2 separate regions of the Homo sapiens genome follow, and region 1 is linked to region 2. A link is a loop called in an ENCODE intact Hi-C map of the cell type or tissue named here. Cell type or tissue: dorsolateral prefrontal cortex. All regions are shown on one strand. Links, peaks and the distances in the headings refer to the core of each region. The heading gives the core; the rest is flanking DNA.

Region 1 (16,001 bases), core at 4,655-12,654, 47 kb after region 2:
TAATGACTGGTTTGCTGTTAATAAATATGTGGGTAAATCTGTGTTGGGGGCTGTTGGCTCCGAAGGCTGTGAGACCCCTGATTTCCCACTTCACACCTCTATATTTCTGTGTGTGTGTCTTTAATTCCTCTAGCACCATTGGGTTAGGGTCTCCCCAACCAAGCTGGTCTTGGCAGCAGGAAATTTGAAGGACTATTCTGTTTCTTCACCAGTCCACAACCACCTACAATTCGCCTTTAATTTTGCTACCATATTTAGCTGCCTAAAACATAGATGTAATCAATCATTTTTTTTATGCTCAAAAACTTTCAATTACTCACCATTACTTGAAGAATAATTTTCCACCTCCTTACACATCATTTTAGATCCTCCTGGCCAATCATGGTCCTTATGGTCTGATATGGTTTGGCTCTATATCCCAACCCAAATCTCATCTAGAATTGTAATCCCCAGGTCTTGAGGGAGGGACCTGGTGGGAGGTGATTGGATCATGGGGGCAATTCCCCAGTCCATGCTGTTCTCTTGATAGTGACTGAGTTTTCATGAGATCTAATGGCTTCTCTCTCTCTCTCCTGTTGCCTTGTGAAGAAGGTGCTTACTTCCCTTTCTGCCATAATTGTAAGTTTCCTGAGGCCTCCCCAGCCATACAGAACTGTGAGTCAAACCTCTTTACTTTATAAATTACCCAGTCTCAGTTCTTTAGAGCAGTGTGAAAATGGACTAATACATGATCCTTGTCTCATAAAATTCCTACCAGCTTTCTCATCACTCTCACAATGCTCTCATTCATACCAGAACGTATTTGTTTCTTTGCTTCTGCCCACACCTCACACAAACTTTCTCCCTTCTTCCCCATTATCACCTGTGGGAGTCATTACTTTAAATGCCCTTCTTTCATGAAACTATCCCACCAGTTAGAAACAGTTTTATCCTTGTACGAACCCCCAAATCATGTCTCCAAGTATCCTTTCTAATACACATGGGCATCCAGGCCTGGGGGTCCCCAACAGAGGAATATACAAAGCCCAGACTTATGGGCCAAGATAGCCACACACATATGTTCAAGGTAATTTCTAGTATGGGATGGAGCCAAGAGTTGAAAGAAAGCATAACTTTATTTTTAGCTTGAAGAATGTATTGTAAATATTTAGGCACATAGTATGTGGGTATGTGGGCCTCTTGACCTGGGCCCTGCAAATGTTAAGGACAGGCACAAACAGAATGGAAAATTTTGGAAAAATTGTGAACTCCTTGCTATTCCAAGTGTTCAAGAACAGATTAGGCAACCTCTAGGCTGGTGTTGTTTTCTTTCTCCTCCTCCTTCTTCTTCTTTTTAACCTTTTAAAATATAACCTTCTGGGGACCTAAAAGGCAAAGTTGTAATTTCAAATTCTCATTCCCCTCTGTGGTCTGTGCTGGAACGCAGCCGCATGAAACCTGACACCGAGCTCCCACACTCAGATCTGCAGCTCAGGGCTTGCCCTCACTGTCTTTTCACCCCACCCTTGACTACATCCCACACTATGTGGGACTTTGTATATGTGTGTTCAATATTGAAAATTTTACCTAAGCATAAAAAATTCCATCACCGAAAAAGATGTGTGTGTATATATGTAATATATGTATATATGTAATATGTGTATATATGTAATATGTGTATATATGTAATATGTGTATATATGTAATATGTGTATATATGTAATATATGTATATATGTAATATGTGTATATATGTAATATGTGTATATATGTAATATGTGTATATATGTAATGTATGTATATATGTAATATATGTATATATGTAATGTATGTATATATGTTTATGTATGTATAAAATTCCATCACCCAAAAAGATGTGTATATATATGCATGTATGTTTCTCACAGTGCAAAACTGAAAACAGCTAAGTATTCATTAATGAAGGATTAGTAAATGTAATATGGTATATGGTATGGCCATTTAGTGGAATATGATGTTAAAATCTTAAATGTAAATTTGATATGAAAAATATTCACATATTATTAAATTTAAAAGGTTAAATATAATATGCATAATATGTTCCCATGTTTGTTAAATGCATATTTAACATGAAAAACAGACACATTATCCTGTTAAATGTAAAAGCTGGTTAACTGTAGTATGTGCAATATAATCCCATGGTTGTGCTATGTGGATTATATTTTATAAGTGATTAATATATACTCTTATACACTCTCTCCTTCTCTCTCTCCCTTCTTCTCTCTCTCTCTCACACACATATACACACACACACACACACACACACTCAGAATATCTGGACTAAGATTGACTAAGAGGTTAACAGTAGTGTTATGTGTGGGCAGTGGGATTTCTGTTTATTTTTGGCTTTTTTGTTTGGTTGCTTTTGGCTTTGTCCTAACTCTATTTTCTATTTTTTGTAATAAACTATTTTTATTATTTACAAAAGATAGATATCCTTTTATTTTTATTTATCTATTTATTTTTGAGATGGAGTCTTGCTCTGTCACCAGGGCTGGTGTGCAGTGGCACGATCTCAACTCACTGCGACCTCCGCCTCCCCAGTTCGAGCGACTCTCCTGCCTCCGCCTCCAGAGTAGCTGGGATTACAGGCATGTGCCACCATGGCCAGCTAATTTTGTATTTTTAGTAGAGACAGGGTTTATCCATGTTGGTCAGGCTGGGCTCGAACTCCCAACCTCAGGTGATCCGCCTGCCTCGGCCTCCCAAAGTGCTGGGATTACAGGCATGAGCCACTGCGCCCGGCAGACATAAATAAAATAAAAATTATTATACACAGAGTCTAGGATGGTTATTTAGAAATGGGGTCATGAATGTTTAAACTGCAGCTGAGGCAATGAAAATGGAAAATAAGGGTAAAATGTGAGAGACACATTGCTTAGAAGTGAGTGTGAAAGGAGGGAACAAGGATGATTCCAAGAATAGTGAAAAGGTTAAGTTAGGAAAGTGGGAACTGATTTGAGAGTAGTAACTAGATTTGATTCTGAACATATTGGTTTAATTGGATGACAGAGAATTGTATAAGAAATGTATAAGACAGAGAATTGTACAGAAATATACAAGAGAGAATTTGAGCGTTTAAGGTGATGTCAGACTGGAGATATAGGCTCACAAATTTAGAAAAAATAAAACATATAGTTGAAGACCAATAACAGAGACCCAAGGAAAACAGAAAAAAAAGAAAGAAAATCAGAGCCTTGAAGAGTTCCCAAATTTGTAAGCAGAAGAGAAATCAATGAAGGATAAAGAGTTATTAAAGTCATAATTCATAAATTGATAACCCAGAGGGGAAAACAGTTCTGTACTTAAATAATGGAGTGGGTTAAAAAATTTTACATAGAGATATGCAAAGTTAATGTAGACTTGTTTTTCCAATATAACTTTTTTGTAAGCTTCCATTAAACTAACTACATTGGGAGGAGTAGGGACAGAAAGAGTAACATTAACTAGTATGTATCTGAGTCTTTTGGGCTTTTTCTTCCTCCCTCATCCCTTCTTAATTTGACAGCCAGGTAAAAGTTTTGTGAAAAACTGGGGTTTACATGAAGTCTGAGACATTTATGCACATCTCTTCCCAACTCTGTGTTCACTAACATGCTGATAACCGGAAATCAAGCATGGTGTCAGTATTGACTCCACAGCAATTATCATATGCTGTAAGTCAGAACTTTGTTTTGCGAGAGGAGGAGAGAAAGAAAGAGAGAAAGAGAGCTGGCTACACATTTAGCAGGACACCACACTTTATATGCCTAATGGCAGTGAGCAACATGAGATTCTCTTACTATCCTTTAGGTTCTCTGATCTCAGATATGTCCGTCATCTGCCTGGGCACTGGTCAGCTTGCTAACAGCCACTGAGAATGTCTGCAGCTGGTCAGTGCAAGACCCAGTCTCTTGGCTTAGGCAGAGCCCAGGGGTCTTTTCTTGCTGACTCAGCCTCACCTTACTCTCATCAGTAGTAAAGATAACTCTGAGACCCCCCTACAATGTCCTCACTAGGACCTCTGGCTGGAGAGTCTCCTGCCTCTGCCTTCTGCAGTGACCTGCTTCACTCATCTTCAGCAGGAGGCCTGCTGGCTATCTATTCTTCTATTTCCCTCCTCTCCCATAGGTCTTATAAAAATTCCTAGGACTTGTCTATGCCATTTGGAAACTAAAAGAGGTTCAAAACTACTAACTTAGTCTCTGTCTGCCCCAACACTCCACACTGTGATTTTCACTCTGATGCCACCCCTCCTCTAGTCGGTACTGTAGCATATTGGTGGTCTCGCAGAGTTCTGACCAGAAAATGAGGCAAAAGACCCTCTCCTTTGGCTTTTCCTCACATCCTATCGATCTACTAATCCTTCGCCACAAGCTCTAAGCCTAAAAGTGAAGCCATTCCACACATATCTGGCCATCTGTCCTCTTCCCTTTAACTATCTTCTTCCCACTCCTCCATCCAGAAGGGTCAGGCTTTCCTTCATAAGGCAAAGACTACGTTCCACCATCTCTTTAGATATCTCTACTATGGCCTATAGTAATCTTAACTTTCAACAAAGCCTGCTGCTCAAGACTATTGCCTTCCTAGGGGCCAAAATAAAATATTATTTAACAGTCAAAACAGAGTAATGTCTTTATCATTCTAATTTGCACCACCCTTCCCTTAACGCACCAAAACTCATTGCTTCAAAAGGTGGGAACCCTGGCCGGGTGTGGTAGCTCATGCTTGTAATCTCAGCACTTTGGGAGGCTGAGGCAGGCGGATCATGAGGTCAGGAGTTCGAGACCAGCCTGGCCAACATGGTGAAACCCCATCTGTACTAAAAATACAAAAATCAGCTGTGTGTGGTGGTGGGTGCCTGTAATCCCAGATACTTGGGAGGCTGAGGCAGGAGAATTGCTTGAACCTGGAAGGTGGAGGTTGCAGTGAGCCAAGATTGTGCCACTGCACTCCAGCCTGGGTGACAGAGAGATTCCATCTCAAAAAAAAATAAAATAAAATAAAATAAAAAAATAAAGAAACAAAAAGGTGGGAACCCTGGGGCAACCATATTTACAGGTCAGGTGTAGGAAAATCTGTAAAATATTTTTAATATGATCTCATTACGTAAGTTTTGGAAATGAGCTACTGAACAAAGTTAAACAGATTTCTTCAACTTAGAAAAAATTTAAGATTCATATACATTGTAAATTTCTAAGACAGGGATATAGTATGCAGCATTTCCCAAATTCATTTGATAAAGAAAATATTTTTCAAGGATCACCTTGTGGAATTAATTTTCTATGGAATAAATTTCTTTTGAAGACACTGAGTTACTCAAGAGAACCAAAATAATATTGTGACCGGAGAGAGAAGGGAGAAGAATTTTTCCAATGAAAAGAATAGCTTGTTCTTGGTGGTCTCCATGTGTCTCAAAAACCCAAAATTATTTCTGTTAGAGAAGGTAAACTGGCATTAATTAAACAGATCATCTGAACATAATCATGTGCTATTTATGACAATGTTAAGGGCTTTTGGTAACTTCATTATTGATTTTTCTGCCATGAGCACTTAATGATTGAGTAGGCTATTCCTTAGGGCTTCAATAGTAACTTCACAGATTGAATATGTTAATAGAACTGTAAAAGTGATTAGTTTAATCCTGTTGAGCGATTCGTGCAATGGGAAAACCTGAAAGAAGGCAGCTCTGTAAGGGATTAGACTCTCTATTATCTGCTTTACAGATTACCTTCCCAGAGCTAAGAGCACTGTTTAACATTCATCTTCTCTTACTTTCTCACTTGCTTTTTCTTACTGTTATCCACAACCCAATAGGCACTAGATGGAGAGACATTCGGTTGCTATTATAACAGATTTTTATTTTAATATCTGTAACTATTCTATTATCCTACTGACATTCAAATTAATCTACACAACTCCAAAAAGTGGTCAAACATGAAGAACCTGAGGCAACACAGATTGACTTTTGGTAGTGTGGTCATGATGTCCCCAAAGTCAAAGTTTGGATTGAATTTTCACTGGAGCCACATCTTTGCTATTCCACTGGGTGTCCCCTTCACTCCAAGGTAAAGCACCAGAGCCATAGCTCTGTCTTCTTTGCCTCTCAGCTCCCTTGGATGACTCAGATGGACATGACGTCTGGGTGCCTACCTCTGACCCAGCCTGTCCCCAGTGGGTTGCCATGGAGAGAATAAGCTGACTATAGGCCCAACTTCACCAAAAAAGAGCATTTTGAACAGTGCTTCACAGCCTGCCAGAGACAAGGGAAAACAGAATAAACACTTTTTAGTATGCAAGACATTCCTTGCAAAAATATTAAATTTTTTTTAACCATCTTCTGCTACTCTATGGCTGGGCATGTAAAAAAGTTAACAGATGATCTCATGGCTTGTACACAGATAACATAAGTATGGCATATATAATATACATTATAAGCCATAAAAAGTTTATAAATATAAGCATGGCTATGCAAATGTTATACAGATGTGTATATTTAAATATCTATTTCTTTTTGAATTTACAGATTTCTAGCTGAATGACAATGTTCCATTAAAAAAGAAGGAAGCTTGTCTACTCAGAACACAAAGAGAGCCCTGGCAATGGGTGTTACCAAACTCAAATGCAATCTAGACAATCTACCTTGTCATATATGAATTCCTATAATATTTTTCAAAAGTAGGGTGATATTATCATGACAATAAAGTATAAATTCATTTAAAAGAATTACTGATACCACAGTATCTTTGTGTTTATTATGCAATTTTTAAATCAAAATGCTAAAAGTGCAACTGTTTTCTGGAGAATCCATGAAATGTTCTGACATGAGAAGGAAGGTTATAAAATAATGAAATTAAAGGTGTTACAATTTTCTTCTTTTCACTTGTCTTCATTTTCTAATTTTTCTAAAATAAGCATATGATACTATTATAATAAGGAAAAAATGTTTTACTCAAAAAATTTGGAAGCCATTACAATAGGTATCAGGACTCAGGTAATTAAATAGGGTAGGTGCAGGGATATTTGGTTTGAAGGTGTTCCAAGCAGATGACCCAGCCCAGAAAACAAATCACCAAGATTTGGGGAATAGGCAAATTTGAGAGAAATTTTTAAGGGAAGGGAAAACTTAGCAAGTGGAAAACTGAGAAGAGAAAGTGTTCAGTAGTTTAAATAGCAGGAATCAGGGCGCAGAGGCAAGGTTCTGCCTGGTAGGCCAAAGGTTCACTGTGTCAGTTGGCAGCACCCACATGTTCTGTAGGTAGTTAAAGACACACTGGTTAGGAATGTCCAGGTTCAGCAGAGCCATGAATGCGCAACACACATAGCATTTAGGGAATGGAGGGCTACTACAGATGTTTTGATCCAGACAGTGACATGTACAAATGAGAAGGTCAGTGGGATAATAAACAACAAGAGAAAAAGAGAGAGCAGCTGTAGCCAGGCTTCTGTTTCTCATGTGAGAGATAAAGCAGACAATAACCCACACAACTAGACTGTTTCCATGAGGAACTTACAGGAAATTCCCAGTCACCTGTGGATTAAATGATAAAGCCTCTTGATCTGCTTAAGGACATTCAGTAACTTGCCCGCCACACTCTCTCTTCCCCTCAAATCCCCAGTGCTCCTCTCTCTACTCATCTTAGGCATGAAATTAAGGTCTCCTTGCTGTCCCCTAGGACTCCAGGACCCTCCCCTTTCTGAAATGCCACTGCAGGCGTTTTCACCCCTCTAGTGCAGTGCAATTCCAAGAGCTCGCTGAGGAATGGGGCAGGCTGTCTGTGGAGCAGAAGACAGGAAGGTGTTCTAGGCAGGTGGTCCAGGCTGGAAAACAGATCAGAAGAGGGAGAAAATAGTACTATGTCTCAGACAATGAACTCAGCAGATACTCTGAAGAGAGCCAACTTTTCATGAGGGGTGAGTAGGAAGATGGCAGGCATAAGATGGATCATTTAAAAGTGGCACTTGCCATCAAACTAGCAAATAGCCAAGTTAGCTGATATGAATTTCACCTCACCTCCTTTTTTATCTTTTTCTTTTATTCATTCTTGCATTCAATGTACATTTATTGAATATTTAATGTCACCCCAGAACACAAGCCCCTTGCTAGCCATAGGAAACTGCTAAAATTTGAGCACTGCCTGGAAATCGTGCTTCTGTATAACTTTATTTGTTAATGTATATTCCTTTCTTTATAACGGCAGCCTTAACAAATCACAAATATATTTGTGAAATTCTCCCATATATACCAAAAGATTGCACCTCTGTTGAGATGCATAAGGGGCATAATGATCATTAAAAAATAAAATGGGTCTCAAACAGATTGACCACATATGAGCGATAAAAGTAGGAAGTGAACAAGTCTGAATCCCCATTCACATCCCATTTTATGTATGAAGTAAATACTTATGAAGTGCATAGCCTGCAAGATAAAACATGGGAAATTTTCTACAAGAGGAAATTGGATGTCTTGATGAGCCTTAAAGGATTTAAGGTATAGTCAAAAAAGAGGAGCAAAGCTCTGGATTCTATACTTCCTTGTGAAAAAGAGCAAATCTTTTGTTTAAGTGCCTTGCACATAATAGGTCTTCAGATATTTGTGAAGTGAACCAAACAAGCCAGATACCGAAAGCATTTCATTACATAAGTTCCAAAGAACTCAGGTACAACCAAAGGAATGGAGGAAGAAGAACTCTAAAGTGACTAAGATTAAGTTTTTGCTATTGGAGAGAATGGAGCTTGCAATGAATAAATGAAGTTGTATTTCTTTGCCCCCTGACATTTGGGACTGAGATTCACATCTGCTACTATACTTTCACATATATTATTTCATTTGCTCTTTATAGTAACCCTGTGAGAAAAGTATAGTGGACGTTATTATTATCACTATTTTACAGAGGAAAAAACTGAAGTCCAAAGAGTTTAGGACAAGGATTCAAATCCAGAATTTTTGCCCACTTTTTCTTCTAGCTAGCACATAATTTTGTCCTGCTCTGGTCAACTACTTCCTCCAAGAGCCTAACCTTCAGGGCACGGTGTTTTCTTGAGAATGTATGATTTTCTCTCCCAAGCCTCATCCAAGTTCTCAGTTTTGCCCTTTGGATCTCTGGAAAAAGATGGAGTTTTGTTTTGTTTTGTTTTGCTTTATTTTGGCTTGGTTCCAAAGGTTTCTCTGTCATAAACATTGGAAGGCTTGGCGATGAGCTATTTTGGAACTTCAGTGTCATAGTCCAAAGGAAAGGCAGAAAGCACTAGGGAAGTGAAGGCTGGAAAAGCAATAAACCTAATTACAGAGTACAAAGAGACATGGTGAACTTGTCCTTGATTCTATCTACTGTCCATATCCGTGAGGACTCATTCCAGGGAGGAGACTGCAGCAGCAGGCGAGGTAGTGAGACCAATTGAAGTCACATGGCTGCAGCATGAGAGTTTCAGAGATCAGTCTGTTGGAAGCAGGACTCCAGCCAGAACCAGCAGTTGGAAATACACACATTAGAGTCTAGCTATGAAAGACGGAGAATTTCTCTGAGCTTGGCATTCTGCCAGGGCCCCGGATAAGTGTGTTGATATTTAGGGCAGTGTTGCATTCCAACCAGGGACAAATGTACCCAGTAGAAAACAAAGTAGCCTGGGCCACATCCACTTAGTGGGCACCTGGGGCTGACTGTCACCTCAAGAACATGTGACACTGGTCCTTGAACAGCAGAATTTAAGTTCCAACATAAGAAGAATGGCCAAATCACACCGGAAAAAAGAAACACAGAGAAACAATATTGAGAGGACGGGGCTCAGAAATGGGGAGAGGAGGAGCCAAGTGCTTGTTTTTAGTAACAGAAAATAATTAGATATTGTCAAAGAGTGATCAAGAATTCGAAATAAAAATACTTAGAAATACAAAGATGAATACCAGAAGGAAACAGAACAAAAATTAGTTACCTCTAGAGAGTGAAACTAGAAGATGTTTGCAGGGAGGCTGCTAGTTTTATTATATGCCTTATAGTACTATATTTTAATTGTGGCCAAATATACACAACATAGAATTTACCATTTTAAGTACGATTCAGTGGTGTGAAATACATTCATATTCCTATGCAATCATCACCACTATCTGTTTCCAGAACTTTTTCATCAAACTAAACAGAAGCTCTATACTGCACCCATTAAATAACTCTCCACACCTGCCTTTCCCCAGTTCTTGGTAACGTCTATTTACTTCTGTCTCTGTGAATTTGCCTATTCTAGGCACCTCATGTAAGTGGAATTATACAGTATTTGTCCCTTTGTGTTTGGTTTCTTTCTCTTAGCATAATGTTTTCGGGGATCATCCATATTGTAGTATACATCAGAATTTCATGCCTTTTATGGCTGAATAACATTCCATTGAATGTATACATTTTGTTTATTCATCTGTTGATACACATTTGGGTTATTTCCAGCTTTTAGCTACTGTGAATAATGCTATGAACACTGGTGCCTAAGTATTTGTTTGAATTCCTACATTCACTTTTTTCTTTAACATATCTCCAAGCATTATTTTATGTAAATTTGTTTCAAACAACAGTTAAGAATTGAAAAAAGAAAAGATAGGAGGGATGAAGGAATGAAAGAACAATGGACAAAGGAATGAAAGAACAATGAACAAAGGATGAAATGAGTGGGCTGAACCTGTAAGTGAAGGATCCAGATTATTTAGTCAAAATGCCACGGTGTGTTGGGGACAGGAGACAGTGGCAACCCATACTCCTCCCAGCCACACTCCCTTAACTCCACCCAATGCAAGAGTGGATGGAGACTCCAAGACCCAAAAGTGAGATAAGCACTCTGGGTTCTGAATCTACATACTAGCTGTGGGAATATAGGCAAATTACTTAACCTCTGTCATACTCAGTTTCCTTAGCTGGTAAAATGTTTAAATATCCTCCTCTATTTTTATTTCTGCCAAGCCTGCTAACAGCTCTTTCTGAGATTTCTTACATTTAATATTAATAAGTGTTAAGAAACGGTATGCCTATATTATGTCTACATTTTAGAGATAAAGAGATGAATAAATATGGTCCATGCTCTCATGAGGCTTACACTCTCAGAGAAAGATGGTCTTGGGTACAGGCAAGTGCAAGAAATTGTGTGCTGGCACCAGTGGCCACATCACTCAAGGATGGTCAAATCTACTCAGAACTAACGTGTTACATTGAACATCAGGTTGCTTCATCCTCGTGTGTGTTCTGATCGGCTAATGCCTATGCTGTACTAGTTGTTGTATTTACTATTTTCAGTATCACCCTGATTTCACTTGCATGTGTCAGGAAAGGTGTCAGAGAAGGAACACCCAAGCAGAGTGCTGACTGCTCAGTGTCATCAGCCAGGCATGAGGAAGGTCTAGAAGGGCACTTTCCAAGCAGAGGGTCTGGAGGTGTTCTTTGCAGCTGAAACACAATGTCAAGGAACAGAGCTCACCAACTGAGGAGGCTGGAGAGAAAAGTAAGGGCCAAGGGTCACCAAGTAACAACTGCATCAGGAATTCAGGTGAGAGTGGAGGGTCTCCTAAGACTGCCAGAGCAACAGCAATAAGGGTAGCAATCAGAGGACCCCTGAAAAGAGCCCAGTGGGGGTAAAAATTGCCGAGTCATTGTTGACCTTTGCCAGTGGCAAAGTGAAAGACTTATTGCTGACGGCTGAAGATTAAATGACTTAAATTCCATACCATATGCTCAACCCTATGTTTCTTCCAGTCCTTCCAGAGTTCTGAGGGTGGCTTACGTGTTTCCTAGTAACTTCTAGCCCTGAGGTCCCACTTAGGTTGAATTAGTTCAATTTATAGATATTTTCATTGTCCTGTGCATACCTCACACTGAACCAAACTTTCAACTCTCAATTAATTCTGATCTGGCTTTCCCCACTCCAAGATAGTACCAAAGTTCTATTGAGGTGGTGGGCTCCCTCACCGAGGTAAGTGATACATCATGTCTTATTAAAAGGTTGTGTTAGTGATATGTGGGGACCCAGCATTCAACAGCACCAATCCAGCCATAGAACTGAGACCTTTTCCTTCATTCACAAGCACACATCATTAATACATGGTGTTTATATCTATAGCTGACATCACTAGGTTTGTATTTTATGTCATAATACTGCTCAGATCCCACTCATCTTAAAAGTCGTTGATTTCTCCCTTATCCTGGACTCTTGCAGACAGGCTCCTCCCCTCATACTCAATTTGGCCACCAAAAGCAAAGCAATGTGACTCTCTAACCCCTCCCTGCCACCACAACCACTATCTCCTGTCTCAGGGTCTACCTTTGCAAATCCAGGGACCCTGTAATTAAGAGCCCTGCTGAACTATGGACCTCTGCCCTTTAACAGTCCAGAAAATCTGCTGAAGGTCTTAACATTTTTGTCCTAAGCTTCTTTACAAGAGAAAAATAGCATGGATATTTATTTACTCATTTGATCTAGTAAACTTAGTAAAAGTCCTTAAGCAGGCCGGGCATGGTAGCTCATGCCTGTAATCCCGGAACTTTGGGAGGCTGAGACGGGTGGGTCACCTGAGGTTGGGAGTTCGAGACCAGCCTGACCAACGTGGAGAAACCTTGTCTCTACTAAAAGTACAAAATTAGCCGGGCATGGTGGCGCATGCCTGTAATCCCAGCTACTCGGGAGGCTGAGGCAGGAGAATCGCTTAAACCCAGGAGGCGGAGGTTGTGGTGAGGCGAGATCGTACCATTGCACTCCAGCCTGGGCAACAAGAGCAAAACTCCACCAAAAAAAAAAAAAAAAAAAAAGTCCTTAAGCAGAAGTGGCTCTAAAACATTTTAGGTTTTAAATAATAAGTTTCTTGTATTTTTTCTATTATACTACTATGTATAACAGCTCTTATGGACAAAAGTGTATGTTCAAGGGAGCATAAAGAAGTTATTCAAGTCGTCCCGTTGGGGTCTGGAAAAACTTCCAGAGGAGCTAGGATATGAATGGTGAATTGGCCTTTTGTGGCAGAGGCAAGAGTATTTCAAGGGTTTGGGTTCACATAAGAATAATAACCATGACTACATTTTGAGCATTCCGAATATCAGCCCTGCTGTAAGCATTTTCCTTGAGTTAAAACCTTTTAATCCTCTCAGCCACCAGGAGAAATGCAATGTACTGAATGTTTATGTCCCTCTGAAATTTGTACATTGAAATACTGACCCCCAGTATAATTGTATTAGGAGATGGGGCCTTTGGGAGGTAATTAAATCATAAGGGTGGTGCCTTCATGAATGGGATTAGTGCCCTTATAAAAGAGACTCCAGAGTGCTCTTTTGTTCTTTCTGTAGATGGCAGTCTGCAAACCAGAAAGGGCCCTCCACACTGGCACCCTGATCTCAGACTTCCAGCCTCCCAAACTGTGAGGAATAAAATTCTGTTGCTTATAAGCCACCCTGTCTGTGGTACTCTTATAGAAACTGACTGACTAGAACAGGAGGTCAGTACTATTTTAGTTTTGCAGATGGAGAAATTGAGACACAAAGGTATTAAGTAACACACTCAAGGTCACATATGTAATTTCTAGGGTCCAGGATTCAAACCCAGGTAATGAAAGTCCACACACTGAATCACAGTGCAATGCTTCCTTCTAATGAAGAAACAAAATGAGATAAACAATGAGCTAAGGGCTGAAGCATCAGGCACAAGAGAAATAAAGAAGGGAGATGAAGCTGTATAGGATACCCATCTTCCATATTTGGGATTTTGTCATTTATAGGTTTTCTAGACATGTGTTCCTTCTCAATTGTTTCAGAAAAAGAAAAGAGTGTAGTTCAGGATTGTTATTTAATGCTAGAATAGGGAAGGGGTCCTGTTACAAGTTTAGATCAGCAGAGACCCACATGATGCATGAGAACAATTGCAGGACTGGGAATTAGAAGACTGAACGCTGAAACACAGAGCAAGCTCTGCTCCGTGATTTGGTCAAATCTCTTAACTCTTTGGCCTGCAGTTTCCTCACAAAAAAAAGTCAGGGTTTGAACGGAATTGTCTCTGAAATCCCATCAGGTTCCACGTCCTCATTGCCTCCTGCGGGCATGCACTTGGACCTCTCTGCTCGCCGGCTGCCAGCTGAGTTTCTCATGTTTGTGCTTTCCTACTCCTCCTCTCCCTCTGCTTTATCCCATCTGTTCGCTCCCACTGTTCTGGCACCATCTGTTGTTTTCAGATGTCCTGATAGCTCAAGAATGTGTTTTAACATGGGAAGTTTCTCCTATATGAGATTAAGCCCTCCATAGGAAGGATGTTTTGCTAATAAAAAAAAGTCACAAATGGCCGGGCACAGTGGTTCACGCCCGTAATCCCAGCACTTTGGGAGGCCGAGACAGGCAGATTATGAGGTCAGGAGATGGAGACCATCACGGCCTACATGGTGAAACCCCGTCCCTACTAAAAATACAAAAATTAGCTGGGCATGGTGGTGGGCACCTATAGTCCCAGCAACTCGGGAGGCTGAGGCAGGAGAATCGCTTGAACCCAGGAGGTGGAGGTTGCAGTGAGCTGAGATCGCACCACTGCACTCCAGCCTGGCGACAGAGAGAGACTCCGTCTCAAAAAAGAAAAAAAGTTGCAAATGTATTCTTCCATCAAGGTAGTATTCTGATAATCTCAGTACTTCCTCTTTATGGTGTTTATGATATTAGAAGTAAACAGTCACAGTTAAGAGTTGTACATAAGCAGAAAAAAAAAAACTTTGTGTATATTTTCCCAGACTCATACATATTATTAACTATTTATTGTTTATTTTCACATCCCAATTGCTAAGAAATTTGTTAAAACTCCCTTATTAATTGTAAGATTTGTTTCTGAGAAGTAACAAGAAGAGTGAAAAATAAAAAGCAAACCAACAGGTAGAGGAAATGTGAGAAATCTTGGATAAATTGTGTCCAGAAAGAATGGATCAAATTTTGATCTTAGAAATACATGCCTCATTTTATTTCATATTTATTTTAGTTCTGTAAGAAACTAAAACTATGCAGTAATTGTGCAAGAACACTCTAAACCACATTTGAGAAATGCAAAGTGCAGTGTAGGGCACGATGTCACTAACCTTCAGCATAACCTTAACCTCATGGAGTCCCCATACACAGGGTTGTTCTCCCCATCTTAGATGTGCTACTAGCTAAAAGTCATCCAACCTGGTCATGGCCTAACATCTTCTGGAACTGGGGATTACAAAGAATCTAAAATTCCATTCTCTCTATTGTTAACATAACCCTTGAGTCCAGATTACCTCTCTCTTCAGGGAAATAAATTCATAGGAGTTGCAGGACAAGGAACAGATCACAAACACATTTCTATTTTATTCCTGTCTCATGGAAAAAGAGCAAGCTAGAAATGTAAACGTCAGTGAAACATTCCTCGGACCTTAGATGAGAGGTGTTACATAAACACGTTTTCAGCTGAGCCTGAAAAATTTGTTTACTTACAAACTTTCTATACAACCCTGACGGCTTTCCAGGAAGTAGCCTCTCTCTTCATTAGAAAATTCTTCACAGGACTTGCTTCAGAGCCTGCCCGCTCTTGTTTTTCAGTTCTCTTGACATGTGACCCATTCTTTGAGAAGCTTGTTTGTTTATGCTGCAGTGCATCATCCATTTTCCCACTGCCAAGGCGGCTCTGCTCTCATGTGAATCAGAGATCGCTGGACTGCTCTGACCTAGAGGTCCGCACACGGCCCCCTCCCCAGCTTCTCCTAACTGCAGCATTTGCTCTTCTGTTTTCTTTGACTTCCTGTCTTGCCTCCTTCCTCCCCTGTACTCTTTCTTTAGTCCCAAACCTCCCTACTGTTTGTCTCTCTGCTTGATTCACCTTTATTTTTTATTGTATATATTTAAGGTATACAACATGATTTTTCTATATACGTAGTGAAATTGTTACTACAGTGAAGCAAATTTATATGACCATCATCTCGCATAGTTACTCTTTTTGTGAGTGTGGAAAGAGCACCCAAAATCTACTACTCTCTTAGAAGGTTTCCAGTGTACA
Region 2 (16,001 bases), core at 3,815-11,814:
CAGGCATTCAGGAATGAAATGTGTTCATTTTATGTCTGTGTGCTGCTTTGGTATTTAATGCATATGTCTCTAGCATAATATCAAACTTCAGTCTCAATTTCCTGAACAATCTGTATATTTAGAAGACTGAACAATATTTCACAATAGTGTTTTTATTTTCTTAATCTTTTTTTTTAAGCATTTGCTCATAGCTGGAAAGGTGACCATAAAACCAAAACCAGATAGGAAAAACTAAGCCAAAGGAAAACCAAATTCTGATTACTAACAACTATTTAGATCGCATTTTATCAACTTATGATTCAATGATGATGAGCCATATTTTGATAAGAGAATAACATCTCAGACCAAGCTTCCCTCTCTAATATCATAGATATTTGTATCATGACAAAGGATGAAATAATCCCACACATTAGGGTGGAGAACTTATAGCTATTTTCCTTTCAGATTTAAAATTGCCTGTTTTAGTAGATCGGTATCATGTGTCCTTTGCCTTACTTAGAGAGTTACAAAATAGATTTCTCCTTCATAATCTCCTAGAGGGAAAGAACCTGTAAGAAGATCTGACCCTATTTTGCCTTCAGCTGACATATCTAGGCTATATTTGGTAAGCAGCAAAAAATCTGGAGTGATTTTTAACCTTCAACTGGTGTGAGAATGACGGACTAACTTTATTTGAAATGGAAGCCAAGTGAATATCTCAAAATTATGACGTCTTTCCTCCCTCCCCATGGTGAATACCACCCCAACCTCCTTTTTTCAAATTAAAGAGTTCTTGACACTCATCTCCCGATCAAATCCATTTATTTTCAGCTGATCTACTCCAAGTTGATCAAACAACTTCTTTGGTAAAATAAACTACTCACAAAGAGTTCATGGGTTGAGCATGAAAGAGAAGGAAAGCTGGGTAGAGAAGAAAGAAGGAGCAAGTGTTATTTGATGATTTATTCTGTTGTTTATTTTTTCCCTGTCAATACAATTGCAGCTAAGACTATGTTTCTGTCTCAGCGTATAAACTAGCTTTTCACAAGCAGCTTTATTTTAGTCATCTACATCACGAATTCATTTTTTGGCACCAGTTGAGCACACTAGCTCCTATTGAGACGAGCTACAGAGAAAGCAGGCCAGCGCTCCCTCTAACCTTGACAGTGGTTCAACTGAAATACTGTGGATGGAAATTCTACACAGATGCAGCATGTTTTTGTTCCTCCAGGGAATACCAGAGAGGGCTATGGAGTGAGTCACCTGGTGCCATTGCCTAGGAAGAAATGATCCCTGCATTACCTGCATTCTGGACCCACTACCTTGAAAGCCTTGCCTTGCTCTATAGAACAATGAGGGGACCCAGCTTCGCATGCAAACTGTTTAAGGCAGTAGTCATTGTCCTGACACTTCTGTGGTTTACTCTATGTCTCAACACTCCTTGAAGTATTTCTTTCACTCACATCACTCTTTAGACATGCCTTTGGTTTCTGAGCTTATACAATATTTTCCTATGATCAGCAGTGTATTAGTTAAGGCTCTCCAAAGAAACAAAAGCATAGGAGATAGATAGATAGATAGATACATAGATAGATAGATAGATAGATAGATAGATAGATAGATAGATAGATAGAGATCAAGTATATATATATATATACTTGATATATGTACTTGATATATATATATATAAGTATATATATACAGAGAGAGAGAGAGATGAGGAAATTTATTATAAAAATTGTCTCACACAAGAAGTCCTATGATATGCCATCTGCAAGCTGCAGAACCAGGAAAGCTAGTGGTATAATTCAGTCCAAGTCCAAAGGCCTGAGAACCAGCAGTGGAGGGGTCACTGGCTTAAGTCTGGAGTCTGATGTTTGAGGGCAGGGGGATTGATGTCTCAACTCTAGAGGAGAAAGTGAAAATTCATGCTTCCTCCACCTTTTTGCTCAATTTTGACCTTCAAGGGATTGGAAGGTACACAACCACATTGATGAGGGTGGGTGGATCTTCTTTACTTAGTCTACTGACTCAAATGCTAATCTCTTCCACGAACACCCTCACAGACACACTGAGAAATAATATTTTACCAGCTATCTGGACATCCCTTAGCCCAGTCAAATTTTCACATAAAATGAGACATCACAAGCAGGGTTGAGCTTCAGAAATTTAGAATTTCTTTCTTCAACAACAACAACAACAAAAAAGCTTCTTTTTTAGTCTTTCCAGTTGACTGAGATCTTCGAGAAAACAACTTCTAAACTTCTGTGTATAATCATCCGGCCTTTACTTAAACAGTTCTCACCTCAACCACCATTCTCCCACCAACCCACTGCCTAAGACTCCTACCTTCTTCCCTACACACCCTTAATTAAAGCCACACATCTTTCAGGCAGTGTAGCTCATCAAATATGATTGAATGCCTTCTCCATCCCAGGCTGGGCATTAAGCATTGCAGGGATGCAAAGATAATGAAAGCAGTCCCTCGCATTGATTGGTGTTCTATAGTGAATGCCTGCTTATAGAATAGGGGCACTTAATGTGGAAGCCTAAGGATGGGATTTGAGCAGACAGGATGATGACACAAGGCATGAATCTCCTGAATATGTGTGTATGTGTGTGTGTGTGTGTGTGTGTGTGTGTGTGTGTGTGCGTGTGTGATGAACATTTTTGTGGGGTGGGCAATGTCTTTCGTGGTGTATAGGAAACGCATACCACAAAACACCAGATATGTTCCCTGTCCTGTGGAATATAAGGCAGAAAGCCTTATATAGTGATGAGCAGATGGGGCAGAGTCAAAGAGATGGAAGGAAGTTTATGGTGGAGCTATCATTTAGATACTTAGTATCACAATTAATATTAAATATACCCCTTCTGCTTCCCCATTATTTTTTACTGTTGTCAGCTGTTAAAAAAACTTTAAGAAAAACATCTAACATAAACAAAATTTTATTTTTACATACAAAATATTTTTAAGAGCATATAATTAAAAGCATTAACATTTTCTTATGCCTGGTGGCTTTTTAAAAAAAAAGTTTTATAATGTCATTACAGTTTTACCTATTCCTGAACAAAGATGATTCAAATAGCACTCCCTGACAGATAGTACCTCATCAAAGCACCTCAGATAACTGTGGCAAAATGAAGGATACATACAGCATCAGAACCTTAAATAATCAAAAAATCATATAACTTTATTATATCCCATTTAGAAGGACAGAAATAATATAGTTATTGAAACCCTAATTCCCTCAGGAGAAACAAAAAGATGAATCAAGAATTACCTGTGTTTTGAGGCTGTTTTTCTAGTTTCATTTCAACTAGCAAAGTTAGGTGGTAACATGCTTTTTTGTTTTGAGCCAAAATTGTCGTTTTAGTTGGACTGACCCAGAGGCAAAGGGTTGGACTCTTACAGAGGCACTGGGTTTGCACAGGGCACCATTCCTGGTATTGTGTGGAACTCCAGCCGGACCTGCTGACTGGTTCAGGGGTCTCCTGCCCAGAACACTTCCTTAAATGTGAAACTGAGACACAAAAGTGGAACTACTTGCCAGTCAAGCATATTACCACATCACATTGCTTTGCACAGCCTCCTTATGAACCAAATGTTTGCTTACTGCCGGGACATGTGAGACAGAGCATCCTGGAGGAGTCACAGTTGGAACTGAGGCTTGAAGCAGTTCCAGCTTTCGGAGGACAGTGAATGTTTCCTCACCACATCCTGTTTATGACTTTGCGGAAGGCCCCCACCAACCTCATGAGGGTCCTTTTACCATGTGGCATTGAGCCTGCATTCCCCCCAGGACATCAAGTTCTATGACCCCGCTAATGCCTCCCATTCCGGCAATCTTAACATGCCTAAAACTAATCAAAATGCCAGCCTTTGTGATTCTCTCTTCTCTTTCCTTACTGCTATGTGCTCCCTCTCTCCTGAATTTTCTCTTCATTGCCTTTTATCTTTCCTAAGTTTTCCCCCTGTGAGTCTGCAAAACCATCTTTCATTGTAAACAAAATTCCCAACACCCTCCCAAACATGGCACAAAATGTGGTCTTCTCCCCCAACATCTGATTTATTCCTAGACCCACTATATCCTGGGAGACATTAAGCAACTTCACTTCCCTCACCATGTTGCCCAAACTCTATGGCATTTCATCAGCCATTCTTCCAGCACTTTCATCGTTCCAGCCACCTAGCTTCTCCACGATGGTGACTCTGTAAAGTCCCAGTCTTGGATCAACCCACCTACTTGTCTTCTCTACTCTTACATTTACTGAATATGGTTGCAGAAAAGTCATCCACCTGTTCAGGCGAGCACCATTACGATATCAAGTCTCTCCAAGTGTCAAACTTGACCATTTTCTCAAGCTCCCTTTTTCCCTTTTTTTCTTCTTCCTCTTTCAAGCTTCCTTTTAGGTTAATCTGACCTTCTAGTACACTAAGAAAAATCCAGGCTATAAGATTTATATGCCCTCAATTACTTGTAGCTGCATTGTAGTATGTTGGTATCAGAACCTCACATTCACCTCCAAAAGGGTATCCTTTTTGCTCTAGACTAACCTGTTTCCCTGTACTCTGATCTTCCCTTCTATCTCCTAAGAGGTGGCTTCATTATGTATATTCTCCCCTTTCTCCTATAGCTATGGCCATTCCCTCTCAACTGGCTCTTTTATGCCAACCCATGAATATATTCTATTCTCCAATTCTGTGGAGGAACCACGCAATTCTTATTAATTGTATATGATTCTCCCTCTAGATGTCATCCATTTTATCCCTTGAAATAGAGCTTCTTGAAAGAATAGATTTACACTTTATTGCTTCCATATCCTAACTCCTTTTCACCCCTTAGCCTATAGCAAACCATATCCTATCCCCAGAACCCCACTGACACTGCCCTCAGTGAGATCATCAATCATCTTCCAGGTGCTAAGCACAGAAGGCTTTTCTCAGTCATCTTCCTCAGCCTCTCCATGCCTTATGACTCTGTTAACCTTTCCCTCCCTTTACCTCTCTTGGCTTCCTTGATGTTGCTCTATCCTTACTTGATACCTTCTCTCTGGCTGATCTTTTCCAATTTCCTTCAAGGACTACTCTCTTTCTACTCACCCCTTAAATGTTGGTGTTCCCCAGGTCAGTGGCTCCCAATCTTTTTTACTTTGTAGTGTACATAGATAATGAAACTATTTATATAACATTCAGGGATAAACTGGACACTCCTTGGTGATATCTAAAGGGTGCCGGGTTAAAAGAAAAAGGAATTACCTTCATTTTATATTGTATTATTTATGGTAGGAAAAATAAAATAGAAAGAACTAGAAAAGTTTTTAAATGTTAAATTTGTTTGAAATTCCCAAATATTTTTTAATCTTTTTATTCTTGAAATGGCTATTCACAATTTCTTGTCAAGACTTTATCATCATAATTTTTTCACTGGGTAGTAAACATCAACAGGAAACTTCACTGTCACAGTAGGTGCTAAAAATATTTTTAACATTTGACAACCATTCAAATCTTTGCAACAGTTATTATATTTCAGGAATTGAATAGCTCTTCCTTTTCTTTCACTGACAAATGTAACATTAAAATTTCTTATGCAAACGTGAATTTCTAGTCTGACTGATCTGTTTCTTATCAAGGATTCCAAAATGGTGGCATTCTCATCTGAAGTACTTGCAGTACTCCAGACAATTTGGATTTCATACTGGCCATAAACTGACAGAATTATCCACAGTGTGTGAAGTCAGAGATTTGGGGTAGCCACCAAGAGTGACACCTACCTCCCTGTCTCGCCTCCCTACCACCCTCTCACCTTCCGTCTCTCTCAACTGGCCATACCTAGAGGTATTTGGGTACCTATACCATCAATCCCCCAGCAACACTACAGTTGGCAATTTCCACGCTGAAGAAAATGTCTGCAACAGATATTGAAATGGTAGATTATTTCTGAGTTTTGCAGCAAAGCTAGAAGCTAGAAGACCTTCATCATGCTAGCCAATTTCAAAGACAACCACATAAGCTGTTAGAAGCACTATGTTCCAACATCCCACTGAGGACCCCTGGAAATGGCTGCCACATCTGCAGGCAATCTGCCTAGGGATGCTGGACACTGCTTCTCCTATCCAACTTTCCTAAATGTGAAGGAATTACTATCTCACAGAAAATTGGTACCATGTTATACCAGGCAGAAAGCTCTGCCGTTGAGCTATGTCCTCAGCCCTCTTCCCATTATATAAAGTCTTCTAGAAAGAGGACATCTGTTTTTATGACTGCAACAGCCTCTTGTGTGTTGGTAATTCCTAGACCTAAATGTCTATGTTCTGAACTGGAGACCTGTATCAGGATGTTTCCATTTGGATGTTCCACGGTCTAGAATGTCCAAAATTTAACATACTCTCTTCCCTTACACTGAATTCCCCTTCTCAGTAAATGGCAACACCATGTTTCAGTTACAGAAACTTAAGAGTCACTCTCAGCCCTTCCCTGTCCTTCACCAACTATATATCATTAGTCATCAAATTGTGTCTACTTTGCTCTCAGATACATAGTTCCTTCTCTTAAGCCTCACAAAATGCCTTTACTGAATCACTAAAACCACCTCCAAGCTGATCTTATTATCTCCAGACTGCCCCTCTAAACAGCCAAACAGCCAGCCTCGTAATTTTTCTAAAGAGTAAATCTAATCATGTAACTCCCCAGCTTGGAGTCTTTAATAATACCCCATTATCTACAAGATAAAGCCCAAATTCCTTAACATGAAATACAAAACCCGCTTAAATCATCTCTCACCATTCCTTCCCCATATTCTACAATGAACTCAGTAGTTTTTTGAATGAGCCCTGCTTTCTTGTCTCCATGACCCATGGTGATACTTCTGCCAGAAATGCCCTTCCTTTCTACCCCACTCCATTTCCTCACTAGGATGACTGCCAGCTGTCTTTTCAAACTCAAATCAGCTGCCATTTCCTCTGGGAAGACTTGCCCAGTTATTCTAATCTCCATCACCTCTGCTGGGAGGATCCATTCTATTCTGTCCATGCTTATACTGCAAGGATTTTTATATCATCTGCTTTCTTTAATGTTTTAGAGAAAATTATAAAGATACACACACCTGTCACATAGTTCTTACCACCAAGGTCCCATAACATAGTGGTTGACCTAGACATCTGGGTATTGTAGAAAATAATAGAAAGCTCTTAAATGCAAGCATGAGGACAGGTTTATTTTTAAACTGTCTGTTGTATGCTTATGCAAGAGTCTTGATTTCATGACTAGAGGTGTCTCTTCTGAACAGCCAGCAGATGAACCAGCCTCACGTCCTGGCGCTCTTCACCCCACTTGCCCATTCACCCCTACCTTGTGCCAGTCCCCAAATTAGGCCAGTGGCTCCATCCCAAGTCAGTCCCCCTACAACTCTTTGCTATCCCCCTACACGTGTAGTCAATTTACAAATGGCACTTTCCTGAAGGAGGAGTCATTTTCGTACATTCCAAGAAGTTTCTGCTCCCTGGGGGCCTCTGGGTCAGTGGAGGGCATGAACTCATCACCATCCTGACACTGTTCTTATCCAAGGGTTTCTATCTGTGGCCATCCTCTCTCTGCCTCTGCTTGGCCAAAGGCAAGCACCAGGAAGTAACCCTACCACACAGTTCTATACTATCTCACTTTATCATTTAAGCCCAGAATAAAATCATAACTTGGTATAACCATTCAATATCCATTTGACTTCTGCCTTTTTTTTGCATGGGGGGTAGGGCTTCAGCACTTTTTATTTGCTAATGAGATTAGGCACTCAGTAAATGTTTGTTGAATAAGTAGATCCCCGGATATACAATGTGGAGGGTAGGTTTTCAGGAGGAAGGTTCAGATGAGAGGGTGAGGGGGTCCAGTACCATTCTCCGAGTTAGAAAGGACAGGAATAAAAAGTAGGTTTGGATATGGAAATGATGAAATCAGTTTACAGCATTTGGGATTTGCAATGACCCTGGGATGTCCAAAACAAGCAAAAAGCCTAGCAATTAGCCTTGAGAGGTGACTCCAAAGAGGGCTGACCTTTTCCAGGACACCATTGCATAATGTCCCTGGATAATAACCACATTTCCTACTGTGAACTTAATCACAACTTAGGGGAAAACCTATTAGCGTTATTCAGTAATGAAGGGAAGCATTTCCTGCTACTTGCTGATAGGTGAGAGTAGGTGACAGCCCAGAAGGATGAAAAGAGGAATCCTATGCTGAAGAAAAGATAGAAATAAAACATTTTATGATCTTATGATCATATTATCCAATAACAATAGACTATATTTTTAGCTAATCTTTGAACCACCTCCTTCTCACAAAGTTCTAAACAGGAAACAAAATGCAACATTTCCAAAATCTTGGCTCGATTTAATATTGGCATCATATGACTTTGACATTAGGGGCAAAGGAAGTAGAATGAGATGCAGGGAGGACTTTACAACAATTTCATTAAATGGTTCAAAAGACTTCCTTTGGCATTAATCAATTGTTTCAAGACAATAATTTGATGACTTAAGAATAAGTAAATCAAAAGCATATGTATCAAATTTTCCTTGAAGTATGCTAGGGTTCTAAAGTAAGGAAAACAGCATTTGGCAAAATTCAATCTGCCTTTGCCAAACCTAAAGTGTTTGAAAAAATAATTTGAGAGGTTTTGCCAAACCCCACATGCCTCTGTGTTCTTCCATCCCACCCAGATCTCCAAAAGTGCAAAACTCATACATCTACTCAGCATTCCAAATGACAGATTCCATCTCTGGATTGGCAGGCACACTTGTTATCTATTGCTGTAGAACAAATTACCCCAAAATTTAGTGACTTAAAAAAAAACATTATTTCACAGTTTCTCGGGGTCAGGAATTTGAGAGCAACTTAACTGTGGGGTTCTGTATCAGAACCTCTCATGAGGTTGCAGCCAAGATGTTGGTCAGAGCTGCAGTTATCTGAAGGCTTGACTGCAACTGGAAGATCTGCTTCCAAGGTGGCTCAGTCACATGTTGACAGGAGGCCTCAGATGCTTGCTGGCTGTTGGCATGTGAGCTCTGTTCCTTGCCATGTGGACCCCTCCATAGGCTGCTTGAGTGTCCTCATGACTCAAGAACCAGTGATCTAAACACAACGGCTAGGAGAAGGCCACAGTGCCTATTATTTTGTAGTCTCAGAAATCACACATCACCACTTCCACCATATTCTATTCATGAGAAGCAAGTCACTATGTTCAGCCCACACCCAAGGTGAGAGGAGATAGTCTCCACTTTTTGAATACTGTTGGAGAATTTACTGACTTTTTTTTTTTTCTTTGAGATGGCGTCTCACTCTGTTGCCCAGGCTGGAGTGCAGTGGCACGAACTTGGCTCACTACAACCTCCACCTCCCGGGTTCAAGCCATTCTCCTGCCTCAGCCTCCTAAGTACCTTGGACTACGGGCACATGCCACCACGCCTGGCTATTTTTTTGTGTGTATTTTTAGTAGAGATGGGGTTTTACCATGTTATCCATTACGGTCTCAATCTCCTGACCTCATGATCCACCTTCTCGGCCTCCCAATATTGACGTATTTTAAAACCACCACATCAGAAGATTCACTTTTACCTGCTTGTGTCTGCCCCAGTCTCTTGTATCACATGGAACCTCAGAAGGACTTAATCCAACGCATACAGAAAGTCCAGTAAAGGTCTAGTCCCAAACTGGTAAAAACTCTGGAGTCTCACCAGGTACTGCTATGGCTGTCTCCCCTCTGCCAGGCTTTTCAGAACTACTGCTGACTATTAGACTAGAACTGCTGAAGCACACACAGCACCAGTGCATTGCCTGAGGTCTCCATGTAGCCAACTTCAGAGAAATTGACTTTGTCAAAACACTACTCCCCATAATTACTACCTGATGGGGGCTTTCGTGAGATTCCTCTTCCTCTTAGCCCCTCATACAGCTTTTCTCCTCTGAGGACCCCTGTGTTCTGTACTCAGATTCCACAGGGACCTGATGTTCCTCATGGAACCCTCAGCTACTGTCTATCTTTGCAATTCCTTGGATTTCTAGGGGCTAATGAGATTGCTTTGACCTCTCTGAAAAGAAAAGATCTCATTCCACTCCCTTTTTGAAAGATCTTCCTCTTTTTGTCCATATATATATATATGGACTTACTTACTTCCTCAAAAAATAGCAGTAGAGAGAGAGAAAGAGAGAAACAGAAAAAAAAGATGAGAGAGACAGGAAGGAGAGACGGGAAGGAGGGGGGAAAAGTAAGGGAGAGAGAGAGAGAAAGAAAGAAAAAGGAAGGAAGAAAGGAAGGAGAGAGAGAGAGAGAAAGAACTAAAGAAAGAATGAATTAAAAAAGGAAAGAGAGAGAAAGAAAACAAAAGAAAAAACAAAAGAAGTAAAAAGAAAAGGAAGGGAAGAAAAGAAAGGAAGAGAAGGGAAAGGAAGAAAGCTTTTTCTACTAGAGGTCTGGACAGTGACAGTCTTAAGTCACAAAACATTCTGTCCCATCATAATCACAACACAGTCATAAGCCCCCTACAAATTTATAACTAAAGTGTGTAGGGAGTAAAACACAAAAAAGCAATACACCTCAGGACTAATAAAAACACAAGGCAATTTCAGCAATTTCATAACAAAACTTCTGCTAAGCTAGGTAACATTTTGCTTTTTTGGATAAAAGTAATAAATCTCCTTTCGTTTAAATGACAGGTGGTCGGGATTGTTCACTTGTACTTTTAGAAAATTCCACGTAGATTAGGGAGAGAAAGAAAAAGATCAAGCACTAAGATTAGGACCTAAATCTTTTTCAGCCAAGCAGAAGTTACATTAAAAACCCCATGTTTTCAGATTCTTTTGGGGTCCATGAATTGATGCAAGATTTCCCCCTTAGTGCAGGGATGCAGCAATACTTGTGTTGGAATTTACTGGCAGAGCCTTAGCCTAGTTCTGTAGCCAGTTTCTAGAATCATTTTTACAGTAAGGAAGGTGTTTGTACAGGAAGGATGTGGTGTCAGGAATGGGAGATTGGTTATATACAGGCAAAAAATGATAAAATTATTAAACATATTCAGGATAAAGGGAGCCAGTATTGTAAAGAAAGTTACAAATATGGAAATGAAAAAAATGACATTAAACCCTAGGGTGTTAGACTGAAATTGGAGATATCACTCTGATGCCATGGTGTTCAATATATGTAAATATAAATAAAATGTTTTAAATTCCTTAAACCTGGTCGGGCACGGTGGCTCATGCCTGTAATCCCAGCACTTTGGGAGGCCAAGGCAGGCAAATCACCTGAGGTCAGGAAGTGAGGTAGCGTGATGACTCCAGCTTTGTTCTTTTAGCTTAAGATTGTCTTGGCAATGTGGGCTCTTTTTTGGTTCCATGTGAAATTTAAAGTAGCTTTTTCCAATTCGTTGAAGAAAGTCATTGGTAGCTTGATGGGGATGGCATTGAATCTATAAATTACCTTGGGCAGTATGGCCATTTTCACGATATTGATTCTTCCTATCCATGAGCATGGAATGTTTTTCCATTTGTTTGTGTCCTCTTTTATTTTGTTGAGCAGTGGTTTGTGGTTCTCCTTGAAGAGGTCCTTCACATCCCTTGTAAGTTGGATTCCTAGGTATTTTATTTTCTTAGTGGCAATTGTGAATAGGAGTTCATTCATGATTTGGCTCTCTGTTTGTCTCTTATTGGTGTATAAGAATGCTTGTGATTTTTGCACATTGATTTTGTATCCTGAGACTTTGCTGAAGTTGCTTATCAGCTTAAGGAGATTTGGGGCTGAGACGATGGGGTTTTCTAAATATATAATCATGTCATCTGCAAACAGGGACAATTTGACTTCCTCTTTTCCTAATTGAATACCTTTATTTCTTTCTCTTGTCTGATTGCCCTGGCCAGAACTTCCAATACTATGTTGAGTAGGAGTGGTGAGGGAGGGCATCCCTGTCTTGTGCCAGTTTTCAAAGGGAATGCTTCCAGTTTTTGCCCATTCAGTGTGATATTGGCTGTGGGTCTGTCATAAATAGCTCTTATTATTTTGAGATATGTTCCATCAATACCTAGCTTATTGAGAGTTTTTAGCATGAAGATTCCCTCTTTTTTAATTTTTTGGAATAGTTTCAGTATTAATGGTACCAGCTCTTCTTTGTACATCTGGCAGAATTCTGCTGTTAATCCATCTGGTCCTGGGCTTATTTTGGTTGGTAGGCTATTTATTACTGCCTCGATTTCAGAACACATTATTGGTCTATTCAAGGATTCAATCTTTCTTATTCAGTCTTGGAAGGGTGTATGTGTCAAGGAATTTATTCATTTCCTCTAGATTTTCTAGTTTATGTGCATATAGGTGTTGATAGTATTCTCTGATGCTTGTTTGCATTACTGTGGGATCAGTGGTAATATCCCCCTCAATATTTCTGATTGTGTTTATTTGAATCTTCTCTCTTTTCTTCTTTATTAGTTAGCTAGCGATCTATCTATTTTATTAGCTTTTTCAAAAAAAAACAAACAGCTCCTGGATTTGTTGATCTTTTGAAGGGTTTCTCACGTCTCCATTTCCTTTAGCTCATCTCTGATCTTGGTTATGTCTTGTCTTCTGCTAGTTTTGGGATTGGTGTGCTCTTGGTTCTCTAGTTCTTTTACTTGTGATGTTAGCTTGTTAACTTGGGATCTTTCCAGCTCTTTAATGTCGGCATTTAATGCTATAAATTCTCCCTCTTAACACTGCTTTAGCTGCATCCCAGAGATTCTGGTACACTGTAACTTTGTTCTCATTAGTTTCAAAGAACTTCTTGATTTCTGTCTTAATTTCATCATTTACCCAAAAGACACTCAGGAGCATGTTGTTCAATTTCATGTAGTTGTATGATTTTGAGTGAACTTTTTAATCTTGAATTCTAATTTGATTGCACTGTGGTCTGAGAGTCTGTTTGTTATAATTTCAGTTCTCTTGCATTTGCTGAGGAGTGTCTAACTTCCAATTGTGTGATCAATTTTACAGTAAGTACCATGTGGCAATCAGAAGAATGTATATTCTGTTGCTTGGGGGTGGAGAGTTCAGTAGATATCTATTAGGTCCGCCTGATGAGAGCTGAGTTCAGGTCCTGAATATCTTTGTTAATTTTTTGTCTCAGTGATCTGTCTAATATTGTCAGTGGGGTATTAAAGTCTCCCACCATTATTGCGTGAGGGTCTAAGTCTCTTTGAAGGTCTCTAAGAACTTGCTTTATGAATCTGGGTGTTCCTGTATTGGCTGCATATATATATTTATGATAGTTAGATCTTCTTGTTGAATTGAACGCTTTACCATTATACAATGCCCTTCTTTGTCTCTTTGGATCTTTGTTGGTCTAAAGTCTGTTTTGTCAAAAACTAGGATTGCAACCCCTGCTTTTTTTGTTTTCCATTTTCTTGGTACATTTTCCTCCATCCCTTGTCTTTGAGCCTGTGTGTCTTTGCATGTGACATACTGGCGCCTTAATCTTGCATTGTAAGCAATGAATTTCTGTTGTTTATAAATTGCCAAGTTCAAGGTATTTTTTATAGTAGCAAGAACATTCTAAGACAGAGGAACAAAAGAGTAACTTTGCAGCGGAGAAGGTTGGCAGATATCACCTTGCTCAAGTAATGAATGCTAACAGAAACAATAATAAAGCAAATCAAAATGATGTGCCATCTAATATGATGCAAAGATAAAATTCAACATCATTTCTGTGATGTTCCAATTTAGTCTAATCTTAACCTAATCATGACAAAATCTGACAAATCTAGAATAAGGAATATTCTACAAAAACAAGAGCCTGTCAAAAGTGTCGAGGTCATGGAAGTCAAGCAAAGATTACAGAGCTGTTCCAGATTGAAGGCGACTAAGGAAAGATGGTAACTAAATGCAATTCCTGATTCTGGGCTGGACTATTTCCTATAAATGACTTTTATTGGTAAAACTGGCAAAACTGGAATTGGGCCTGTGGATTAGATAGTGATCCAATTTAACTTTCTGATTCTCTGGATTGTGTCATACTGGAAAAGACTCTTGCTTTTTGGAAATACACAATAAAGTATTTGGAGGTGATGAGACATCCTGTCAGAAACTTAGTCCCACATGGCTCAAGAACTAAAAGTTCTTTATATTACTCTTGAAACACTTTATACATTAAGATTCTTTTAAAACATATGATTTCTTAGAGTGAACCTTTTCCACCCAGTCTTTTTGTCTGACTTCCAGCATGTCTGATTTCTTTAGTATCATGCTGACACAACATGTCAATTTTTTTGTATTCTTAGGCTGCAAGGAAACACCCTTATTTATCTATTCATTCATCTATTAAACAAACACTTATTGATCACTCATTAGGTCCTAAGTAACTTGCTGCATTAAGGATCTAACTGAAAAAAAAAAAATCCAGCACCTTCCTCCAAGGAGTTTCAGGCTAATAGGGAGACAGAAAAATGAGCAGGTAATAGACGATATGACAAGTGATTATCTGTAGGAATACCAGGTGGTATGGAAGAACAGAGGGGAGGCATCTTAGGATGTGTTCAGGAAAAATGAGACCTGAAGGGAAACTAGGAATTACCTAGGAGGAAAGTTCAGCAGGTGTGTTGCCAGCAGGCAGAGGAAAGAACATGCAGAAGGCAGCCGGAAATGAAAAACAGGGAACATGACCTGTTGTAGATACTGCAAGCAGCAGAGAATAACTGAAGCAGAGAGTGTGCAAAGGGAAGGGTCAAGAGATGAACATAGGAAGGAGGGAGCCTAGGGGATGACCGGCTGCCCATGCCTAAAACACCTTCAGCACCTGCTACACCTATGTCTTCCAGGTTATTACAACCAGCTCTGGTAATCTAGTCACAGGACTTGTTGCACCCACATCAATACTCACACGCCTTCCAAGAAAGTGGCTCTGAGGAGAGCACGGTTTAGCAACCCTAGAACTGTTGGATATTAACAAAGTGAAGCACGTCATTTGCAGCAGCTTCCCTGACAATGTTAGGTTTCTTAGCCAAGTTTTGACAAGTGTTTTTTGAAAAGAGTTATTGGCATACTTGCTTGCATATCATCTTTCTTCCCAGGATAGAAAGATATTTACAAATGATGTCTGGCAACATAGAATTGGATATTTTTTACTCTCCCTAAAATACTTGCTCTATTCTAAACAGCGCATCGCAGTGCACTTCTCCTTGGCAACCTTGTGGTTTCCCTGAATACACATCCAATTACCCAAGTGGTTGCTATTGCACTGTGGCCTGTTTTCACTTTGGGTGGCAGGCCCTCAGTTCCCTGCTGCCCACTCAACAAGACATTCACTAATTCCAGAACTCCTGGGCAAAGAATTCCTTCAAATTAACCATGAGCTTTATTTTTAGTGTAAAAGATGTTTGCTTGATAAAAAAAAATTGTTTCATGTAATTATAGTCATTAGAAATGGGAATGAGACAATACTTGGTGAACTGATCCCTCCATCTGGTTAGGGTAGGATTATTCCCTGTGACAGATTGGCCATGCTAAACTATACAAACTGAATGAAGTGAAACCCAGACCATCTGTGCATGGAGCCATTTCTAAGTGGTTAGTACTGCAGAGACCCCTGGATAAGCATTTGCATTGAGCAGTGTAGTAGCACCTGACATCCTCACGGTTCATTCATCCAGCAGCTTGTGGTCAGTTGCTTACTGGATCCAAGGCCAAAGTATAAACAGAATGTCTTGGGTTTCTCCCAGTACAGTTTAAAGCATGTCAATAGTTTGGTTTTGGCCTCTTCTCATTACTATTTAAGCTATATGACGCATATTTGTGTTTTTGTAAGTCTGCTACATTTTAAGTATAAAAGAAGATAAAGCAAATAATAATAATTGCTATTTTTTATTGAGAATTTATTACCTGCCAAGCTTTTTTCTAAATAATTCATATTATTTCTAATCTTCCTAATTATAATCTGCAAAGTAATTATAATTATTCCCATTATATAATTAAGGAAATGGGAGCTTAGAGAAGTTAATTAGCTAGTCGAAGATCAAA

What was found. Hi-C counts contacts between places; a loop is a spot of excess contacts. Peaks named below come from ENCODE experiments on the same cell type or tissue, not always from the same donor. Only the 100,000 strongest peaks of a DNase experiment are listed, where the experiment ranks them.
Region 1: it touches region 2 in a loop (4-fold over the local background); 5 of 110 quality-filtered maps call a loop at or near these places.

What each region holds. Positions count from the first base shown.
Region 1 is chr11:100,623,792-100,639,792 of GRCh38, forward strand. No RefSeq gene overlaps it. Among named protein-coding and RNA genes, the nearest start is that of ARHGAP42, 55 kb to the right of the region's middle. In dorsolateral prefrontal cortex, for the core only: no CTCF peak of the experiment used is centred there; a DNase peak (open chromatin) is centred at 9,490; H3K27ac peaks cover 1,304 bases.
Region 2 is chr11:100,577,916-100,593,916 of GRCh38, forward strand. No RefSeq gene overlaps it. Among named protein-coding and RNA genes, the nearest start is that of ARHGAP42, 100 kb to the right of the region's middle. In dorsolateral prefrontal cortex, for the core only: no CTCF peak of the experiment used is centred there; no DNase peak of the experiment used is centred there; H3K27me3 peaks cover 401 bases.